2 separate regions of the Homo sapiens genome follow, and region 2 is linked to region 1. Evidence: read pairs that join two places in POLR2A ChIA-PET (ENCODE). Cell type or tissue: Panc1. All regions are shown on one strand. Each heading gives the region's core, and the rest is flanking DNA. Links, peaks and the distances in the headings are about the cores only.

What was found. ChIA-PET counts read pairs that join two places held together with the same protein. Peaks named below come from ENCODE experiments on the same cell type or tissue, not always from the same donor. Only the 100,000 strongest peaks of a DNase experiment are listed, where the experiment ranks them.
Region 2: POLR2A ChIA-PET joins it to region 1 with 9 read pairs; 4 of 35 experiments call an interaction of 5 or more read pairs at or near these places.

What each region holds. Positions count from the first base shown.
Region 1 is chr1:64,492,781-64,500,951 of GRCh38, forward strand. The region is part of intron 1 of CACHD1 (cache domain containing 1); the gene reads left to right. Among named protein-coding and RNA genes, the nearest start is that of CACHD1, 27 kb to the left of the region's middle. RefSeq lists an enhancer at 1,118-1,763. In Panc1, for the core only: no CTCF peak of the experiment used is centred there; no DNase peak of the experiment used is centred there; H3K27ac peaks cover 1,036 bases.
Region 2 is chr1:64,558,261-64,566,431 of GRCh38, forward strand. The region is part of intron 2 of CACHD1 (cache domain containing 1); the gene reads left to right. It overlaps LOC124904195 (a long non-coding RNA gene), which reads left to right. Exons shown (of 2, transcript XR_007066150.1): 1 at 1-134; 2 at 247-8,171. Among named protein-coding and RNA genes, the nearest start is that of MIR4794, 18 kb to the right of the region's middle. In Panc1, for the core only: no CTCF peak of the experiment used is centred there; no DNase peak of the experiment used is centred there; H3K27ac peaks cover 286 bases.

The sequences.
Region 1 (8,171 bases), core at 1,306-6,305:
TGGTGATTCATGGAGGACATGTTGATGTGAAAAGAACAGGAAATTTATCCTTGAAAATTCAGCTCTGACATAGCCTTCTCTAGAAAGATGCCTGTTTTCTTACACCTAAGCTTGGGTTGCCCTTGTGAGATACTTAGCAGTAGAGACTACATCTGCTTTCCCTGAATCCCTACCTTCAATAGTGCCCAGGCCAAAACTAGGCCCTCAGTAAGTGCTGAAGGAATGAATGAATGAATTTGGAAGGAAAGACTTGGGGCTCCACTTAATCTCTCTGGACTTTGTAACACGGGAGTTGTTAATATCTGTGTCACAGAGCTGTTGTCACATCAAACGAAATGTCTCTAAAATCCGTTTGTGAACTGGGAAATCATTTGCATATCTTATAAATGTTTGGAAATGCTTTTTGAGTGAAAGATTTTTTATTTTATCTTATGTATAGCTAGGTAAATAAAAGGACATTCCACTTATTACTATGGGTAAACTTGCTTTTTGTGTAACTTTAATTCTTCTCCAGGAGGAGGTGATCATGAAGAAATAATGAGGTGAAAAGCTGAATCCTTCATGAAGCCAGTGTGATGACCCATGAGGGGCTTAATAAATATATAGTCGAGCACTTCACTTACCTATTTTGAGAAAATGCATCACACATTTTATTGGAAAATTACTTGTTACATTTTGTGCTTCCTATTTCTAAAGATTTGGGAGACTGTGGAAAGTGCATATTACCACATAGGGAACTATTATGCCTCTCTTCTTACAACTTAGAGGAAGGAATATTTTTGCAAGAGTTATGGCCCATAGCTGGACAATATAACAATGCAAGTGGAGGAAAGGAATTGTGCAGATACCAAACGGCTCAACCCAGGGGTTGTGGCAGCCTCATTGGACAGTTTTGTCTATACCTTCTTTTCCCCAGGGAATTACCAAGAAGAGTGGAGGCCCCCTGCCACTAATTTTAAATCCTCCCTCCTCCCTGCCACACACACCTTTTCTCCTCCCTGCAGTGGATTTACACACATTTTGTGGGGCTGATTTAGCGAGCTCGTGGTTCTCATAATCTCCTTATAGAAGTGTATGCACATTAAGGGGACCTATTTAATAGACACGGCTGCCTCTGTGAAAGAATGCTTTGTGGAAGGGAGCCTTTGTGTATTTCTCCATCTCAGCAGTTCCTGGGGCGCTTCCCAAGTCTCTCTGTCACCGAATGGCAGAGCTGGGAAGGACCTGCTCCAGAATAATGGGAGGGAGCGGTGGGACAAGGGAGGGAGGAGGCGGCCAGCGTTGGAATGTGGAGACCAGGGTATTGGCACTTCAGAGCTGAGCATCTTAACATTTTCTCTTCTTACCCCCAGCTGGGGACTTTGCATTTGCAATGAGGGCCCCACTTCTCTGAGCCCTAGTGAAAGTGGATCACTTTAAGCCCACAACAATGGTGGCTTCTTATCCTCTTAGTTAATGCTTTAGATAACTTTTCTTTTAGACCAGGTAGGGGCTTGTAAAGTGGGACTGTGGCTCTGGCCTTGCCTGGTAAGACACATGAAATTTTCTCATCTTTTCTAACTATCTTCCCTCCCCTGTTTTCTCTTAATTTGAAAGAAATCTCTGCATTGGTAAATGTGGACAAATCAAGCTGTGTTAGTGACATATCTCCAGCAGTTGTCACGGACGAGATTTATTTATATAGGATAGCAATTCTCGAGCTCCCCAACAACATCCCAAAGCTTTGGGATGGTTCTAACGACAAAGAATTTACATTTCTCTTTCTTTAGTCTGATTTGGAAGCTCCAATCTAGAATTTAACCATGTAGTAGCTGCTTTTATTTGCTACCTGTTACCTACCAGTGAAACCACAAGGCTAGTGGAATTCTTTATTGCTTAAATTGACAGGATATGGTTGCTTAAATTGCTAGGAAAGGGGGGAAAATCTCCTAAGAACCACGTTTTATTGGTAAGTAGAACTTAAAATAGTGCTCACTTTTTTTAGTGTTTTTTATGTGCCAGGCATTATGCTAAGGGTTAGAGTTCTATTTCTAATGCAGATAGCTACTAGTTTCAGAAAGAGAAATGACTTATCTAAGATGTGAAAGCCACGAAGTGGTAGATGTGGGGTTGAAACCCATGTCAGCTTCTGCTTGAGCACTTAGGATTATTACATTAATTGATTCAGCATTTAGTGAGCCCCATAATATTTGCTGTTGGCATAAATCTTGTTTCTTTGTGTAGTGGTCTCTTTGTGTGGGGGGCTCTGGAGAATATGGGCATGGGTTATGAGAGGAACTGGTATTAGTTACAGTTCGGTCAACAGGAAATACTTTACAGATCCAGTGGTTGAAAACACATTTGTTTAGATCATTCCTCTGTTCCAAGTAAGCATGTATTGGAAACCAACCTCCCCTCCCCTGCTTAGGGAGAATGGAATGTATGAATATATATAGAATTAATTTGAAAACTGGAAATGAATGAAAATGCAAAGTATTATTGTCATCATTATTAGAGGAAGAAAAAGAGAAAAGGAAAGAAAACCTGAGGATAGAATGCTAAATTCCAGCCTTAGGTAAGTTTATTACAGTATACAGTGTCTATGCTATATTCTGGAATTCTTTTCTCATGTATTAGGAAAAGCTCTCCTATATAATCTTAATTTATTTCTTTTTGACCTTCTCTGTTGAAATAAATGGCTACCATCTCTTCTTATGTACTTGAAAAACTAAGTTCTCCCTTATCTTCCAAGTGTGAATGACCACACAAAAGGGTATGTCCCCAATGTACTTGGTCTGTCTGCCTGGATTGAAGTTGGCAGATAAACTTTGCCCTCAGTTCTTGATAGGGAGAGAGATGAAATGATAGATAAACATGGGCAGAAAGAGAGCAATACAGTGCTTTTTATTTGACTCCAAGCTAAGAGAATTACTTTTTTTTTTTTTGACCCTTTTTGAACCTGAGTTGCTGTAATGAGTTTTCAAAGAGCCCTAGCACCAAAGTCCTCAAATTTCTTCATCTAAGCCTACTTTTTTTTCTTCTTTTTCTTCAAGTTATGGCTGTGTCTCCTGCTTTTCCCATTTCTTCCCAGGCGTGTCTTTCACAAAGAAATACAACAAAAGTTGGAATATCTAATCCATTAAAAGAAAAAAGAACATGTATGGACTTTTCTCCTTTGTTGGCTGGGACCTTGGTAGCTATATTTTCGTTTTATTATAATATATTTGATTAGCTTTGAATGTGCTGCCAAAGGCAAGAGGGCACTTAATACCTTTGCATTTTATAATGATTTGTTTGCCAACCTGGCCCATGTCCCAGACAATGCATCCTAGAACATGAGTGGTAGTGAAAGTGACTTGATGTATGTTTAGTGCTTATTTGAACTACATTCAGGCCTATCCTTTGAAATTTGTGGTGTATTTCACTTCTGGTAGTAGGCTCAAGGTTCTATAAAGGATGTCAAATTGTGCAAAATTGCCCCACCTCAGTCTTACTGAAAATATTTTGATTGCTTTTTAGCTTATTATTAGTAGTAGTAATAGTTGTAGTATTTAAGTTCAGCCAACCTAGAATATTTAAGAGGAGATGTGCTGGAGTGTCAAGAAAAATCTAGTCATCTTTGAGGTAGGAAAAATTATTCTACATCTGGCCATATATATGATGAAGGCTTGAGCTAATAACTTAGCTTCTCTGTGCTAGTTTCCTCCTATAATCTAGTAAACAACCTTCCCAGTCTAATTTTCTAGGATTATTTGCTGACTCAAATTTTTCCAGTCTTGTAGCCAATGGCATCCCACTTGAGGTTCTTATCCTACTTGAAACTTATAGCTTACAAACTTCACAGCCTTTGGGTGAAACTAGAGTGTGTTCTACCTAACATGAAACTTAATAGTGGAGACGGTGCACTGGGAATTGAGAATAAGAATCTGTTAGAGAGGTGAAGTGAGTCAAAGTCTCTTCCAGCTGAGCCAACCTCGGAAAGCTTTATTTATGGGTCAATTTATGGGTCAATGAAGTCACATGACATGGACTGCCTTCCTACAGGACACTCGTGCATGGAAGCCCAATTTCCTCAAAACCTAGATTTTCCTTAGAAGTTGTCTCAAAAAAAAAAAAAAAAGAAAGAAAAAGAAAAAAGAAAGCTTTGCCTAAGTGGTTTCCTGTCCTTAAGGTTTCCATGGAGAGAACATTTTCAAGATTAAAGGAGTCTAGCTGTCATTTTTAACCCGAGGGGTCTTCAGATTTATGTTTCAAAGCAGGGTGGGAATTTGGTCCTTAAAAAAAAAAAATCATGTTTACTTTTTCTTCAAAAAAATGCCGAGGAATTAGCCCATTGGCTACTGATTATTAGCTTTGCAGTAAAAAAAGAGTGAGAAAGAGACATAGTCTGTAATTTTATAGTGCCTCCAACACTAAAATGAAGGCAGAGCTTTTTTCTTTCTGCCAAGGATGCTACAGGGCTTTGATTTGCAGTGGTCATCCTTTGATTATCCAGTCACTCGGCTAACATTTTTTCAGTCCCTACTCTGTGCTTCCATCGTGCCTTGGGAGGCTTTAGGGTAGATAAAGAAAAGGACACAGGCCTTGCATCTGCTTATTGTGCTTGTGGGCTGGGGGAAATAAAGACAGTCCTTCCTAGTTTTGAAATTTCACTTTCAATTAATTATAGCCAGCAATGGTTGGCAAGGAAAGTAGGGAAAGATGGAAGAGCCCCTTAACCAGAAAGAATTAGGAGATTTCAAGGCCTGTTGAAATTAATGTGATGGTTATGAGAACTGCAGCTATTTGGAGTCATATAGTTCAGGAAAAAAAATACCCCAGAGAGAGCCAGGAATCAGCAGGCATTAAACCCTGGCTTGTTCTCCTGGTAAATGAGTCAGCCTCTGGCGGGAATATAATCAAAATAACAACAGGACACATCAGCATATCAAAAAGGGGCAGAGGGAGTTTATCAGGGGCCAAGAGTGAGCACAGACTAGATCCCAAGCCCTTTGACAGGCATTTGGGCATTCCTCCTTTCTCCAGAAAACCTTTCCAGAGTCTTCCAACAGTGGGGCAATATACCCTTAAACAAAACTGTGGCACGCTGGGTGTGGTGGCTCATGCCTGTAATCCCAGCACTTTGGGAGGCCAAGGTGGGCAGAACACCTGAGGTCAGGAGTTCAAGACCAGCCTGGCCAACATGGTGAAACCCTGTCTCTACTGAAAATACCAAAAATTAGCTGGGCGTGGTGGTGCGTGCCTGTAATCCCAGCTACTCAGGAGGTTGAGTCAGGAGAATTGCTTGAACCCAGGAGGCGGAGGTTGCAGTGAGCTGAGATCGTGCCACTGTACTCCAGTCTGGGTGACAGAGCAAGACTCTGTTCCTAAAACAAAACAAAAGAGTGTGGCATATCCTCATGGAGCTAACAGACAATTAAACAAGAGGTTCACCAAAGCTCGGAGAGAGCTACCAGAGAGAAGGCATAGGGGACTCACAACAGCATATAGATGCTAACTCATGCAACTTGTAAAATCACTCATGTACAGTACCAAATACAGTGCGTGCTCCAGCATATTAGAACTACTTATTCTCTTTATTTTTTCACTATTCGAAACTGAAATACTGTGTTTTCTAAAACATTTAGTTTAAAACTGTATTTGATTATATTCCTTGTATCATCATATTTCTGAGATTTTTAAAGTTTACTGCATCTTTACTTTTGTGCAGGGAGGCGCCTTCCTTATAGAAGGAATCTGAAGCTCAGCGCAATGTGGCTTCTTGCCCATGTTTGCTGAAATAACTCGTGATGGGGCCTAGATGAAAAGCTCAGTTTCATGACTTTTGATCCAGTGGCACTTCTACCACACTACAGCATCTCTCAGTATTTGAAATGTGAAAAAAGATTGAGTCTCAAGCCCCAGCTTCTTGGTTTTCAAGTCTTGCATGCAGAGTCTTAATTTCAAATACTTCTTGATATTCTGATCTCTTGTCTCTCTATCAGGACTGACATCTACAACTCAGTTGTCTACTCTGTCTCCTATTCTTGAGTAAGGTGTTGACTACCTTGCTGGGCTGACTTGGTGGTTTCCCCTGGGAAAATGACCAGAAAGAAAGTGCAATAATCGTGTGCTTAAAGTACATTGGTCATTTCTCTCTTTGCAACTTGCAGAATGGAGAACCATCTAAAACAGTATTAATTATTTCAGCCTTGCTGTAGCCAGTCTTCCTAGATTTATTAAATAGAACTGATTTCCCAGTTAGTTTGGGGTAGTATACATTCTTGAAGTAGTGCTGACCAGCTGCGAACTGGACAGCATTCTGATACAGCGGCTCCAGCATCTCGTATCAGCAATCTCCAGGTGTCTTGATGTTTCTTGAAGTCATGACAAGCCTCTGGACACGGTGTTTTACCAGCAGCATTTTGTACAACTGTTGGTTGTTTTTCCCAGACTGGATGATGTTTATCATGTTAGAGGACTTGACCAGCCCCTTATGGGCTGATTCTTATCAGTTTTCTTCACCATTGCGTTAAAGGCACCTAAGCCTCCATAAAATTGGATTCTAGCAACTGGAACAATACGCTTCCTTAGTTCACTGCATTCATGTTCAAAACTGTTTGCCAGTACACAAAATCAGTGACTGAAACTCAATGGCAGAAGACAGGCCAGAAAGGAGTCTGCCACACACTTTGCAAAACATGCAACCCTAGGGAGCTCAGTAGAACTTTTGCCTGAGAAGTTAAGAGTATGATTGTATTAGGAGATGGTGAAACTCAGAGCTTCTTATTCTGGGCTCCGCAGAATTCAAGGAGTCCGTGAACTTGATGAGGAAAAAAATTACAACACAAACCTCTAACTAAAATCTATCATTTCTTTCCATTACATTGCAGACAACAGAGCCTAACAGTATTAGCAGCCCATGGAGAACTTTATCACAGAAACAAATATTTCATATATAATTGTAGATTTCTACAGATAACTTGAAATGGCATAATCTTCAGTACTTTGAAATTACAGTAGTTGTTAGACCCATCATTAGAGATGTTGTTGATTAATAATAAAGAAGCACATATTACTATGTTACAGCTTTAAAAAATTATAGTGGGTGTTCTTTACAATCTTGTGTGTTTTATGCATTTAAACATATGATTCTGGGAGATTCTCATACTTCACTGCCCTGTCCCTGAGCTGTGTAACACAGAAGAAGCTAAGAACACCTGGCTGAGGATAGGCTGTGGTAACAAATGAATCCTTATTATTTCAGTGATTCTACACATCTTTCTGGTTTAATATGTCTTCTAAGGATTGATGTGGCCTTCTTCTATCTTGAGATGTTACCATCTCAAACTGTGACGTTAAGATTTGCCTCAAGAGGGCAAGAGAGGCATGGAGAGCTCACCCTCATTCATGTAGGCTTTGGCTGGGTAATGACACAGGTTACTTCTGATCAGCCCATTGGCCATGACTGGTCACATGACTCCACCTACCTGCAAGGGAGCTGGAGTCTATGGGAGAGCACTTGAGAATTCCAGTAGGCAGCATACACATACCTGTTTCACAATGGTATGTTTTTCATTTGCCAGTAGTGTTTGGCCTTGTGTCTTCAACATATGTGCCTGTTGGGAATGAAGTTTTTGGTGTTGCAAAAAAAGAATGCCTTTTTATAATCTTCGAAGAACTTTCCCATTTCTCACATGCCTAATAAATATCTATGTTCTAAATAGTATCCTTGATTGGGCATGCAAACAAAACAAATGAAACCCAGAATAGAACTTTCATAAAATCCAGTATTTAAGTTCATACACAAATTATAAGAATTAACCTACTGCGGCCGGGCTCAGTGGCTCATGTTTGTAATCCCAGCACTTGAAGAAGTCGAGGCGGGAGGATCCCTTAAAGCCAAGAGTTTGAGACCAGTTTGAGCAACACAGCAAGACCCAGACCAGCTTGGGCAACGTAGCAAGACCTTGTCTCTTAAAAAAAAAAAAAAAAAAGAGAGAGAGAGAGAGAGAGAGAGAGAGAGAGTCCGGACGCGGTGGCTCATGCCTGTAATCCCAGCACTTTGAGAGGCCAAAGCGGGTGGATCACCTGAGCTCAGGAGTTCGAGACCTGCTTGGCCAACATGGTGAAACCCCGTCTCTACTAAAAATACAAAAAATTAGCTGGGCGTGGTGGCAAGTGCCTATAATCCCAGGTACTTGGGAGGCTGA
Region 2 (8,171 bases), core at 2,104-7,103, 66 kb after region 1:
GGGTCTTTGGAATAGCACGCTTGCCTCCTTGCCTTTCCAGGCACATTCCTTTGCACAAGGTGCTGTTCAGACGAAGATCCCCATGGGCCCTCACCTCCTTCAAGTCTGTTCTCCCATGTCACCTTCTCAATGAGGTGAGCACCATTTTCAAAGCTGCAGCCCACCTTGCTTCCATGCTCCTGATTTTCCTTTTCCTTGTTCCATATTTCCTTTTTTCCCCTATCACTTATCACTTTTTGGATTTAGATACTGACTTGATAAAACCAGTTTGGCTATGAAAATTCTGGAAGACAAGCTAAGCAATAACCATCCTGGACATTGGAACAGGCAAAGATTTCACGACAAAGACACCAAGAGCAATTTCAACAAAAGCAAAAATTGACAAACGGGATCTAATTGAAGGTAAGAGCCTCTGCACAGCGAAAGAAGCTATCAACAGAGTAAATAGGCAACCTACAGAAAGGGAGAAAATTTTTGCAAACTATACATCTGACAAAGGTGTAACATCTAGCATCTATAAGGAACTTAAACAAATTTACAAGAGAAAAACAACCCCATTAAAAAGTGGGCAAAGAACGTGAACAGACACTTCTCAAAAGAAGACATACATCTTCCCAACAAGCATATGAAGAAAAGCTCAATATCACTGATCATTAGAGAAATGCAAATCAGAACCACAATGAGATACCATCTCACACCAGTCAGAATGGCTATCATCAAAAAAGCCAAAAATTAACAGATGCTGGCGAGGTTGCAGAGAAAAGGGAACACTAATACACTGTTGGTGGGAGTGTAAATTAGTTCAACCATTGTGGAAAGCAGTATGGCGATTCCTCGAAGAGCTAAAAATGGAACTATCATTTGATCCAGCAATCCCATTATTGGGTATATACCCAGAGGAATATAAGCATTCTACTCTAAAGACACATGTGTGCGAATGTTCATTGCCACACTGTTCACGATAGCAAAGACTTGGAATCAACCTAAATGCCCATCAATGACAAACTGGATAAAGAAATTGTGGTATATATGTACACTATGGAATATTATGCAACCATAAAACAAGATCATGTCTTTTGCAGGAACATGGATGGAGCTGAAGGCTATTACCCTTAGCAAACTAATGCAGAAACAGCAAACCAAATACTGTATGTTCTCACTTATAAGTAAGTGGGAGCTAAATGATGAGAACTCATGAACACAAAGAAGGAAACAACAGACACTGGGGTTTACTTGACAGGAGAGGATAGGAGGAGGGAGAGGAGCAGAAAAGATGACTACTGGGTACTGAGCTTAATACCTGGGTGATAAAATAATATGTACAACAAACCCCCATGACATGTGTTTCTCTATGAACAAACCTTCACATGTACACCCAAACCTAAAATTAAAAAAACAAAATAAACAAACAAACCAAAAAAACAAGTTTGGAAGTATTCCTTCCTCCTTTACTTTCTGAAGGAAAGGTGTTATTTCTTCCTGCAGTGTTTGATAGAATTCAGGAGAGCACCATCTGGACCTGATATTTTCTCTGCGAGCAGGTTTTTGAGCATCCAGTTTCTTTAATAGATATAGATAGAGTTTCTTATTTTGTTTTTGCTGCTGTCCTTTTGTTTTTGTTTCCTTGTTTTTTAGATCTTCTGTATCCTAGTATGTCAATTTTGGTAAGTTGATATTTTAAAAAAGAAATTTGCTATTTTCATCTAAGCTGTCAAATTTGTTGGCATAAAGGTGTTTGTAATAATCTGTATCTTTTTAATATCTATCAGCAAGAAGAAGAGCAATAGAGCCAAGTCAATAAAACCAAATGCTGGCTAGTTCTTTGAAAAGATCAATAAAATGGATCAACTTCTAGCTAGACAGACAAAATCAGAGATAGAATGAATGGTAAAATATTAGTGATGACTTATTTTTTCAAAAAATGAATTTGGCTTCCTTAATTTTCTCTTGTTTTCTATTACACAGATTTATGTTCTTTATTATTTCCTTCCTTGTACTTTAGGTTTTGTTCTTTTTCTAGTGTTTTAGGTTGGAACATTAGATCACTGATTTTTTTACCTTTTTTTCAAATGGATGCATTTAAAGCTATAAACGTTTCTCTTAGTACACTTTATATACCTCAAAGTTTGACATGATGTATTTCTATCATCATTCAGTTTTACATATTTTCTGATTTCTCTTGTGATTTTTAAATTTTGACCCATGGATTTTTAAGTATTTTGTTCAATTTTCAAAACGTTGTGGTCTTTAGATATCTTATTGTTATTGATTTCTAATTTAATTCCATTATGGTCAGAGAACATACTGTTTGATTTCAATCCTTTTTAATTAATTGAGACCTGGGTTTTATGGCTCTACATATGATCAGTCTTGGTGGATATACCAAGTGAACTTGTAAAGAACATGTGTTCTGCAGTTTTTAGGTGTTCTTTATGTATTAAGGTGGTTGATAATGTTGTTCACATCATTTGTGTATGGGCTGATTTTTATTTTGTTTGATTTTTATTTTCTATCATTTGTTGAAAGGGATGTTAAAATCTTCAACTGTAATGGTGAAATAGTATTGTTTCCATTTAATTCTGTTCATTTTTGCCTGATATGTCTTTATATACACATTTAAGATTATGTCTTCCTGATGAGTTGTGAATTAGAACATTATGAAATGTTATTCTCCAGTAATATTATTCTCTCCTTAAAGTCTATTTTACTCAATATTGATATAGCAACTCCATCCTTTATATACTTACTGTTTACATGGTGTGCCTTTTCAGAAGCATTTACTTTCAATTATAGATAGCATATAGATGAGACTTGTTTTTTTTTAAATCTATTCTGAAAATTTCTGATTTTATTATTAGGAATATTTAGGGGAAATGTTTAATAAATTAATATTTTGGGTTTTTTTTCTGTTTTTTTTTTCATTAGCTCCTCCTTCCCAACCCACTTTTGAATTTTATCTGTTAATATTCTATCAACTTCACACAAAATCTAAAACCCTTGCAACTTACAGGTTCATTTCTCTAACGCTATTCTTTATGCTAGTTATCATATCTATTACATCTGCGTATATTACAAACTGCACAAGAAAATGTTATAGCTTTTGCTCTAAATTGCCATATTTAATGAAGTTAAAAGAAAAAATATTGTATATTCTCACATAATTACTATATTTCTTATGCTCTTTGTTTCTTTCTAAAGATAACAGCTGATATTGAATCTGAAGTTCCTTTAATATTTCTTGTAGTGAAGATACCCTAGTGACAAATCCTCTTAGTTTTTTATTATTTCTTGTATACAGAAAATGTTTCTTGGCTACATGCAGTAGCTCACACTCGTAATCCCAGCACTTTGAGAAGCTGAGATGGGAGGATCGCTTGAGCCCAGGAGTTCAAGACCAGCCCAGGCAACATAGGGAGACACCCATTGTCTACAATTTTTTTCTTTTTAATTAGCTAGGAGTGGTGGCACATGCCTGTAGTCCCAGCTATTCAGGAGGCTGAGGTGGGACGATTGGTTGAGCCAAGGAGGTTGAGGCTACAGTGAACTGTGATGATGCCGCTGCACTCCAGTCTGGGGAACAGAGCAAGACACTGTCTCCAAAAAAAAAAAAAAAAAGTTTCTATTTTGCCTTTTTTCTTAAAAGATATTTTTGCTTTAGATAGAATTCTGAATTGACAGTTTGTTTTTTGAACACTTTAAAAATGTTCCACTGTCTGCTGGACTCTGTAGTTTCTGATGATAAATCAGTGAAAGTTTTTGTTACCCTGTATGCAATGTTTTTTGTTTATTCATTTAATTATTCTGGCTGCGCTCAAGATTTTTCTCTGCTTCCGTTTTCAGCAATTTGACTATGATTATGCCTCCCTAGACATAATGGTTTAAATATTGATTCTGCTTGGTGTTTGTTGAGCTTTTGGAATCTGTAAATTTGTGTCTTTCATCAAATTTGGGGACTTTGGGACCATGATTTTTTCAAATATATTTTCTGTCTCATTATTTGCTCTCCTTGTAGGTCTCTGATTACAGGTATGCTAGATCTTTTGATATTTTACTACAAATCCCTGAGACAGTGTCTTTTTCTTCTCTTTTTAAATTTTTTTTCTCTTGGATAAAGATAAAGATGGTTTATTCTTATGCTGCAGAATTTCCTTTTTTTTTTTTTTTTTTTGAGACAGAGTCTTGCTCTGCCACCAGGCTGGAGTGCAGTGGCATGATCTCAGCTCACTGCAACCTCCGCCTCCCAGGTTCAAGCAATTTCCCTGCCTCAGCCTCCCAAGTAGCTGGGATTACAGGCATGTGCCACCACACCTGGCTAATTTTTTTTTTTTTTTTTTTGTATTTTAGTAGAGATGGGGTTTCACCATGTTGACCAAGATGGTGTCGATCTCCTGACCTTGTGATCTGCCTGCCTTGGCCTCCCAAAGTGCTGGGATTACAGGAGTGAGCCACTGTGCCTGGCCCTATTTGTTTCTTTTTAATAATTCTGTTTCTGTACTGAAATTTCTCATTTTATTCAAGCGTATTATCTTTGCATTCTTGAGCATAGTTATAATAGCTGCTTTAACATTTCGTCTGCTCATTTTAACATCTAAAAATGGTTTGAGGTTTATCTCTGTTGACTGTCTTTTTTCTTGAGAATTGGTCACACTGCTTTTTTCTTCATATATCAAAAAGTTTTGGTTGTATCCTGGTATTGTGGAAAAATCTGGATTCTGTTATATTCTTGTGAGGAGTGTTTGTTTGTTTTAGCAGGCAATTAACTTGACTGGAATCAAACTGCTAATCTATTTTTTAGACAACTGCTCAAAACTCAGCTCAGTTTATCTTTAGATAGAGTTTGCCCTGCACACATACAGTTCAGGGATTTAAGAATTTTTCTGCCCCACCCCCACCCAGTACTCTAGTATTTAAAATATATTCTGACAGACAGTTTTTTGGAGTATTTTTCTGAGTTGTTATTTGATAATGAGAATTTTACAGGAAAGGTTTAAAATTTGATGTTTTATTTCTCCAAATATCTGCTGGGACATTGTAAAGGAGAAGCAGTTTGGTTTTATAAGAAAATGATACTTAGCAGGTATTAATACTCCAAATAATTATTTTACTCAAGTATACACTCAAGGCTCTAGACATGAAGAATTGGAAAAGGTCAAAGCAATGAACTAGAATTCACCTGAAAGCAAGATATACTTCCAGATGTAGACCTTGCATGAAATTCTATCCTTTTGTTCATATGAGAATAAAGATGCCTGGTAGCAGAACAACTTACATGTGGCCTACAAACACAGAATAGCTCTTTCTTTAAAGAAATTTTGAATTGAGGGTGAACCTTAAAGAGACAGCACTTTATGTGCCCCGATGTGAATCATCAGTCCTAACTAAGGTGATGTTTTAGAATTTTGGAGCTGGTATACTCAGATACCATGGAGACAAGGCCAAAGGGGTTAGGAAACTTTTCTCTAGTCTTTTTTGGACAGCCTCAGTAAGGGTAGTGTGGGATACAGAATCAAAGAGCCTCATCTTTTGAGATGGAAAACTCAAGGTCCAAGCAAGACTCTGTCATTTACTGTTTGATTTGTAACAGGTATTTAGCCTTTCAGTGTCTACATCAATTTTATCTATAAAATGTAGATAAAAGTTGTTTAAAAGATTAGGTGGTTGCCTACTCTGTAGTAGGCATTCAGTATTTTGTGTTCTGCTTCCAGATTACAAAAGGGTGATATAATGTCAATATAAGGATACCAAAAGAATTCATGAAATGTCACCCCAAAATATTACTTTGAACTGAGGGTACTTGGGGAACAGCAGGTGCAAGTAGAGGCTTTCTCTGAGCACCACTTGCATGCAGAGCCTTTTCTCTGAGCTCCTCTTATCTGTCTAAAGACGGATCCTCCGAAAGGAACTCAATTGTCATGAATCCCCTCCCTGGGAATTTTATCAACCAGGGAAGATTAACTTGGATCACAGGAGGGGAGACTAGAGGTTGACCCTATGCCCAGACTATCACCTCTTCTAAGGGCTGCTCAGAAACAACTTTTATTACCGACTTTTTATCTGTATAACAAGACAACCTTTATTCCCCGTGCATTTCTTCCCCTCACCCTCCCATAACTTGTGTCGCCACCCCCTTCCCCAGAAGCCCCAAGCCCTGATGCCTTTCTGTAACTTGGGATGCTGTATCAGCATCAATCATCTGACCCTTCTTTGAGGCTCCTATTTTGTGAGACTCCTGTGCATACTTATGTAATTAAATATTTACATAAGTCTTTCTCCTGTCTTATGTCAGTTTAATTTGTAACCCAGCCAAGGAACCTGGAAGGGTAGTGGGATGCCATTTTCTCTCCCCTGCAGTGTGCTACAGAGAAGATTGCTATTCTTAATTTGTTATTTAATCCTCTTGGGTAAGGCCTAGAAGGAAAAATCTGTAAATCTGTAAACTTTAAAAGGGGAATTTTCAAGAGAAAATGTTCACAGAAGGCCCTGGAAGGAGCTAGTAGAAGCTTTTAATAGAAGCAAAACTAATTGAGAAGTGTGAGACTGGACATTATATTAGCTTTGCATTTGTATTACTTTTGTATTTCTACTCCCAAACACTTTCCACTATAAGAAAGCTTGAGTGTGTTCTTGAATTGTGTACTGAGCCACAGGAAGAAAAGGGACAATGGTTAGACAAGAGCGGGTACAGAAGAGTTGAGCACTAGGCAGGTATTTAATACATATTTGTTGAATAATGACTGGAGATACTCTGGCACCTCAATATTCATATTTCCAGGATCTGGATTTGTTTCGGGTTGCCTTGCCAAGTGTAATCTAGTATGGTGGTAGCCTGAGGGCTCTCATTTTGTTTACAATTTACCTACTGAAGTATTTTAAAGGCTCAGACTTGTCCAGGCTGCAGGAATCTGGAAGGTGGGGTGGATGAATTCCGTTCTTTCTTTGTCCCCAATTTTTCCCTCATCTGTACCCAGGGAATTTGTTCAGGTTGGGTCCTGGTTTAGTTCACCCTCTTACCCAGATCCACACTTGGCTCTGTGTTGATTGTGCTTGCTAAATGTTCATTGAATGAATGAATGGAAGGCACTAAATCTGTAGGAAGGCAAAAGAAAGGTTGAGAGGTATTGATGCCACCCAGATGGAGAATTTACAATGAATCAAGCAAGGACCAGAGTAAACAGGGGGCTGTTCTGTCCAACCAGAGCCCTGGCAGGTTTACCTGGTTTAGTGTTTATGTTTCCTTGATTGGAAATCAATCTCTGTCCGTCTTAGCTCTTACTGTTGTTGGTCTGACTCTACAGAAAAGAAGCTAATTTTTATCATCTTAGAAACCCTCTTCCTGAGCCTCTTATCAAATCATTGTATTCCCTGTGAATAAAAGAGGCTGGTGGTCTGTCATTTCTGAAAGAGAGCCTGAGAGGAGACATAATTGTTCTAATATTTATGTTTCTTTATCAGTTTTCTTTGTGCTTCTACACATATTTTCTCATTTTATCCTCTTAATGACATAAGAAGAGCAGGTATTATTATCCTATTTTCCATAGGAGTAAACTATTTCAGAGAGGTAATAAGTATAAATTGTTCAAGACCTCAGAAATGAATGTGGCAGTGACCAGATGTTTAATCCAAGTTTAGTGTTTTCTTTATTTATATTGTACTGGCCGTGATAATAATCAGCATTACGTATTGAATGTATGATTAATTAAGCACTATGATTAAATCTTTTCTCACATAACTTGGCTGGTTCCCTTGCTAGTTCCCTTACATCCTTTTATTCTTGGCTGAAATGATACCTCTCAGGGAGGGCTTCCTTGACCACTCATTTATAAATTTTATTAATTGCATCTCTCTTTAGTTTTTACCCCCTTCTCTATTTTATCTCCTTACAGTTTATCATGTAGGACATAGGTATGTATTTATGTTTTTCATTGTGTATCTTTCCCTAATAGAATAGAAGCTCCGTGAGGGCGTGGATTTTTGTCTGTTCCATGTCTTGATGTGCCCCCAGCACTATTAAAACTTTGTCCATGTAGTATATGGCAGGTGCTCAGTAAAAATTTGCTGCATGAATTAATAATCCTCAAAAACAACTCTTCCAGATTTACTGACAAGAAAAATTATGCACAAAGAAATTCCCTTTCCAGGGTCACCCAAGTAGGGGGTTAGAGAACTGATTT